Regions from separate parts of the Homo sapiens genome. Here region 1 is linked to region 2. Evidence: read pairs that join two places in POLR2A ChIA-PET (ENCODE). Cell type or tissue: MCF 10A. All regions are shown on one strand. Each heading gives the region's core, and the rest is flanking DNA. Links, peaks and the distances in the headings are about the cores only.

The links. Peaks named below come from ENCODE experiments on the same cell type or tissue, not always from the same donor. Only the 100,000 strongest peaks of a DNase experiment are listed, where the experiment ranks them.
Region 1: POLR2A ChIA-PET joins it to region 2 with 10 read pairs; 3 of 35 experiments call an interaction of 5 or more read pairs at or near these places.

Annotation. Positions count from the first base shown.
Region 1 is chr1:212,290,285-212,293,198 of GRCh38, forward strand. The region is part of intron 1 of PPP2R5A (protein phosphatase 2 regulatory subunit B'alpha); the gene reads left to right. Among named protein-coding and RNA genes, the nearest start is that of PPP2R5A, 6.3 kb to the left of the region's middle. In MCF 10A, for the core only: a CTCF peak has its summit at 1,396; DNase peaks (open chromatin) are centred at 557 and 1,397.
Region 2 is chr1:212,565,698-212,568,611 of GRCh38, forward strand. It overlaps a transcript of ATF3 not described here. Among named protein-coding and RNA genes, the nearest start is that of LINC01740, 21 kb to the left of the region's middle. RefSeq lists enhancers at 1,202-1,311, 1,762-1,811. In MCF 10A, for the core only: no CTCF peak of the experiment used is centred there; a DNase peak (open chromatin) is centred at 1,594.

The DNA of each region.
Region 1 (2,914 bases), core at 111-2,610, 280 kb before region 2:
TAAGTTCTATAGCTAAACCTTTTTGTGGAGAGAAAACCGTACTACTCACTCAACTTTTAAGGTTTATAGATCTTCTCAAAGTTACTATCATTCCATCTAAACACAGTTGGGATGGCACTAGAGGAGAGTTCAAATTCATCTGAAGATGTTAAGAAAATTGTTTACAAAAGGAAATAACATTTTAGTCATTTTAGGACTATTTTCTGAGATATCTCTTCTGGAAGATTTATTTTTAAAAAATTTAAAACATTTTTAGGATATTCTTAAGAGAAATTGCTAAATAAAGTGTTCACTGCTAGTCCTCACATAAAGGAAAAACTTTTCTATTTAAACCCATTTTAACATCTTTAGAATTCCTGTTTAGGATCATCTCTTCCTCCTCTCCATTTTATTACCTTATCTGATTGTTAATTGTGGATTATTTTATGAAGTGTCTAACTGAATAAAGTGCTAATCCAATAAAATGTATTTGGTAAAATAATGCAACCATTGTAGTATGTTACTGTCATGTAAACAGTAGATTTAAATTGTCTTCCTGCATCAGTGATGACTCATTCCTTTCAACTTCAGTTTAGCCATTTTCACCTGCAAGAATAACATTTTTCTCTTGATAAAATAACAAAGATGAATTAGTCTTTAAGGAGTTATTGCTGCCTTGGATTTCAAAGACAGGTTTACTAACAGAAATAACACATTTAGATTTTTGTGTTTCATTTTTAAAAGTTAGATTTTTGTAAAAAGCTGGGGATAAAGACTAGTTTGTTTTTATGTGTTTAGCACTGTGGTTCCCAATCCTGGCTATACTTGGAGAGGTCATTTATTTTATTTTATTTTATTTTTTTTCAGACTGAGTCTCGCTGTGTCCCCAGGCTAGAGTGCAGTGGCACGATCTCTCGGCTCACTGCCACCTCTGCCTCCCAGGTTCAAGCGATTCTCTTGCATGCACCACCATGCCAAGCTAATTTTTGTATTTTTAGGAGAGATAGGGGTTTTGCCATGGCTGGTCAGGCTGGTTTTGAACTCCTGACCCCAGGTGTTCTGCCTGCCTTGGCCTCCCAAAGTTATGGGATTACAGGCGTGAGCCACTGCACCCGGCCTATACCTGGAGAGTTTAAAACAAAACAAAACAAAACAAAAAATCAATACCTGGGCACATCCCTAAGAGATTGTAAATTAATTGGCCTAAGGTAAAATCCACTTACAGTATTTTTAAAAGCTCCCAGGGTGATTCTAACGCGCAGCCAGGATTGAGAATCACCGGGTTAGCATTGTCTGTCTATTGATTTAATTCATTAATTGAGACTTCGTCCTTTTCTCTCTGATACTCATGGTTCATTACCCAGCCTATTAACATTTCCTGCCCTGGCTTCACCTCCTGCTATTTACATTTCACTCTCTTAACTTTGCTGCCCCCTATAGCTTATTAGCTGCTTTCCTGAAGGGGAGATACTGCCATTAGATTCTGGAGTTTAGGTATGATGGGATGATTCTACTGGTTTATTGTCATTACCATAATTAAAGCCCAACTATTATTTGATGTAGGGTGGTCAGTTTTCTTTTCTCTGTGATTTTTGGAGCTGGCAGGTAAAATCGAGAACATGTGATAGAGGTTTGCCTAATTTTAATCCCATCATTCAGGATAATAAGTAATGATTTCAACCACTTTGGGATGTAAAACTAGTTTCCTCTGTATGCTCACAACACTGTTCTGTTTCTTGAAGATCTAGGCCTGATACTACCATTGTATATGTTAAATACAAGATATTGAACAAAGGAACTATTCTTGAACTTTACTGCGTTTTTGGTCATGCCTTATTTTTATTTCACATTAAGAAATGTTTTTCTCCAGAGTGTTTTCGTGTCTATCATCTAACTTAATCTTGACCACAACTTTTTATCGAAGGCAGGGCAGTGAGAACTCAGGGCTGCTTATATTCCATATTCCTATTTTGTCTTTGTCTTTTCTGGTAACTGGTTTGAATAATACTTCTGTTAGTTGATTTGTTGTTTGGGTGGCTTTTCAGTTGTTATGTTGTGATGCTCTCTCTCCAGAATGAGATGGTGAATTTTTCTGTGAAAGCAGAGTCATTATCTGTTTTTTCAAATCCTGTTATGGTACCAAATACAGTATTTTGTGCATAATGTGGTCATAGAGACAGAGTCAGTGTTTTGATGAAGAAATTATATGTTGGTTGTCTTATAGTCACTCCTTCCCCTTTAGATTGTGCTGCTTTTAGTGATGTTTGGTGCTATCTACCAGATGTTGATTCTTTTCTGTTTTGTTTTTTGGTTTTCCATATTTTTTTGAGACAGGGTCTTGCTCTATCACCCAGGCTGGAGTGTAGTGGCACAATTGTAACTTACTGCAGCCTCAAACTTCTGGGCTCAGGCAATTGTCCCAAGTAGCTAGGACTACAGGTGTGTGCTGCCACACCCAGCTAAGTTTTTTATTTTTATTCTTGTACAGACAAGTTCTCGCTATGTTGTCCTGGCTGGTCTTGAACTCCTGGCCTCATGTGATCCTCCGTCTTTGGCTTCCCAAAAGCTGGGATTACAGATGTGAATCACTGCCTCACCCAGTTTTTTGGTTTTAATATATTTATGCCTAAAACTGGTTCAGGATTATTTAAAACAGGGGAATCCAAGGGAGAGAATACAATCATGGGTTCTTAGTTTCTGTTTTTGGTTGTGCCAGTAAAGCCCCTTCCTCGTCCTTCTTTTCTGCTTATCACTAGAGACAGAAACTAAAAACCATGGCTTCAGGATGCTAAAAGCCTAAAACAAAACGAAACAGAACAACAACAACAAAATAAGGTGGGTTGGACAAGCTTGATTTAAAGTAAATGAATTCTGGGTCCTTAATATCTTGGTAGTAAATAGTAAATGTAGGTTTAAAACAAAAGATTATTTGTAT
Region 2 (2,914 bases), core at 191-2,690:
GGGTGCTGCAGAATCTCTAGGTTGGATTAAGTTTTTTACTGACCCCTCTGCAGGTTACATAACACCTGTGGGACGACCTGTGGCATCCCAGTGAGGCAGCGATGCCATCTCGGTCTCATCCAGGATGAAACCGTGGTTTGGGGATACCACTAGTCAGTGCTGTAGTCAATGTAGGGCATTGATTACTCATAATGGGAAGCCATTGGAGTTGGTTAACCCCTTCCTTCTAGTGTGTTCTCCTCCTTGACATTCCTGCCTGTTCTGGGGCCCTTGTGTTTTGGGAATAGAATGCTTTGTATCAGCAGTGTAACATGGATAGGTTAACTGGATATGGGCTGGATATGGGGAGAGCTGGTTCTTCCTGTGTTTAAACTGGAATAAGTCCAGAGTGAGGAAGTAAAGAGGTTAGAGAGGAAAAGCCCTGGAGTGAGGGTCAGGAGATCTTGTTTGGCAGCTGGTTCTGCCAAGTAAAAGCTGTGTGACCTTGGGCAAGTCATTGTTTCTCTTTAAGTTTTGGTTACTCCTCTCATCTGTAAAAACATGTGCACTTGGGGTTCTTCCAGCCCCACTAGTCCTCTTCTGTCCTTTAAGTGTGGATCTGTGGTTCTGTTGTTGGCACACCAGAAAGGGCACAAGTTTGAGTGTCTGGCTCTGCCATTTGCTGTGCGACCTTGGACAAGGACACCCCTTCTCTGAAACTCAATTTTCCCATTTATAAAATATGGGTTATTATGAGACATCAGTGAGGATGAAGCTGAGAGCCTTTTCAGAGGCACAATGTGGATGTAAAGCAACACCCTGAGTTTGGACAGGGCAGGTGGGGTAAGGCAGGCTGAGGGGTGATGTTTGGGGTTACTGGCAGGTTGAACTGTGACCAGGGCATAGAGGGGGTGGAGGTCACGGTCAGCTGTGCCATAGAAACCTCCTGCCCTGTCCTGCTCAGTTCCTGTTCCTTTCCCAGCAGCCGAGGAAGGGGAAACAGTTGAGAGGTTATAAATGACGCTGAAAACAGCTCACAAAAGTGTCTGAGGGGGTCATGCTGCTGGAGCAAAGCACGCGCTGGGAAGCCCATCCAGGGTCTGGGGACCCCTGAAAATTGAGCAGCCTCCTGGTTCCTATTGGTGCCCAAGAGGATGCACCTCCTGCACTGCTTGGCATCACTTCCTGGGAAAGTAAAACCTCGTACGGCGAGTAATGGATCACAACTGAACAGTGACCAGAGTGACCTGTCTCGAGCCATCTCTGAGGGAAAGTCACAGATTCCCTAGAGAAAGTCTCCAAATTCCTGTTTATTCTTCACATAAACAGATTAACCTAGGGGTAGCGATTTTACTTAACTCTTCCTTTCATGTTGCAGCGAAAGCGAAATTGGCCACTTCTTTGAAGCTGTTCTTTGAGCCATAAATATAATTTCTCTTCCCGCCCACAGAAAGGGGTTTTCTTTTTCTTTCTTTCTCTCTTTTTTCTTTTTTTTTTTGAAGCCCCAGGCACTGAGACGTTCAGAGGTTGGCAGGAGGTGCAGCTGCCGTAGGAGCAGCATGCTGTCCCCCTGCTGACTCATCTGACATTAACATAATTATGTTTCAGAAGTCAAAGTGATTTTCAAACTATGAGTAATGCAGGGTGTTAGAGAGAGTGTTTACACGGCAGTGGGCATTTCAGCACACTCAAGAAACCAGCTGCTGTTAACAGCTGCAATGAGTGAAGAAATAAGAAAATGCTCTCAGGAAAAACAGCCCTTCTCTCTTGTCTCTGTTTCTGTGCAAAGGATTCAGATGTCATGAAAGGCAGGTGAACTTAAGAGTTCCCTGAGGACCAATCCAGATCTAGCATTGTTATCTGAATGCCTTGATGTCTGATCTTTTTATAGGGAAAAAAATGTCTTTATAGCTTATTTTCCATTTACTCAACTCTAGGGAAAGGTGGATTTAAAGAGCTTAGCAAATTATTTATTTTTTATAATGCTACCGGTGTTAATAATTATAATAATAGTCTAAGGTTGTGCTGCTGCTTCTAAAATAGGAACAAGGACAAAAATCATTTCCCCCAGTTTTAAAGATGGGGGCAGAAGCCCATGGGGAGGGGGACTGGGAAATGTCTTCTTAAAGCTCCTTTGTCTCATTATTATGGGAAAAGTTCTGAGAGCCGTGGAGTGCAGTGTGCCAAGTATTTAGACCTCAGGAGAGAAAAACTGGGCTCCAGTCCTGTTCCAGAACTGAATATTGGAATGGGAATGCCTCAATTTCCTCATCTCATAATGAGAATATTAATAACACTTTCTTTGCCTATGTCAGAAGAAGAGCCTTGAACTTTTGTAGGGTAGGGACAGGGTCTGCCGACTATTATAGCCCCAGTTTCTAACTTAGAGCCTGCACATAGAAGGTGCTCAGTAAGTATTTGCAGAATTAATGAATGAGATAAAAGCTATAAACGCCAGAGCTCTGCTCTTGTGGTTTGTTACTGCATCTAGCAAGGTGTCATTCACATGGAGAGTGGTCAATAATTTTTTTAATGTGTTAAGAAAAAAATCATGAACTAATTATACATTCACTTATACATAAGTTATTCATAAACAAATTGGTTATTATTTTGGGGCTACCAAGCTGAATTACACACAAAAATATTTCTGTTTACTTAAGAATGTCTTTAATGACCAACACAATTTTATTAAGCCTCGTCTCTTGAGTATATATCCTTTGCATGCTCCACATTTGCATCATGGAAAAAGGAGCCCCAGAGAAAGAGCACACCAAAAACATCGACCTACCCTGAACTAAGGGGCTCAGGCGTGTTTTTGTGGACTACTTGTATTGAGTGATCTCTTCCTCCTGGACCCATTAATAATTATTGTTAGGCTTACTTCAAGTAGTAAATTTAAGCCAGTCCATTCATGGCAAATCAATCCAAAATGGCC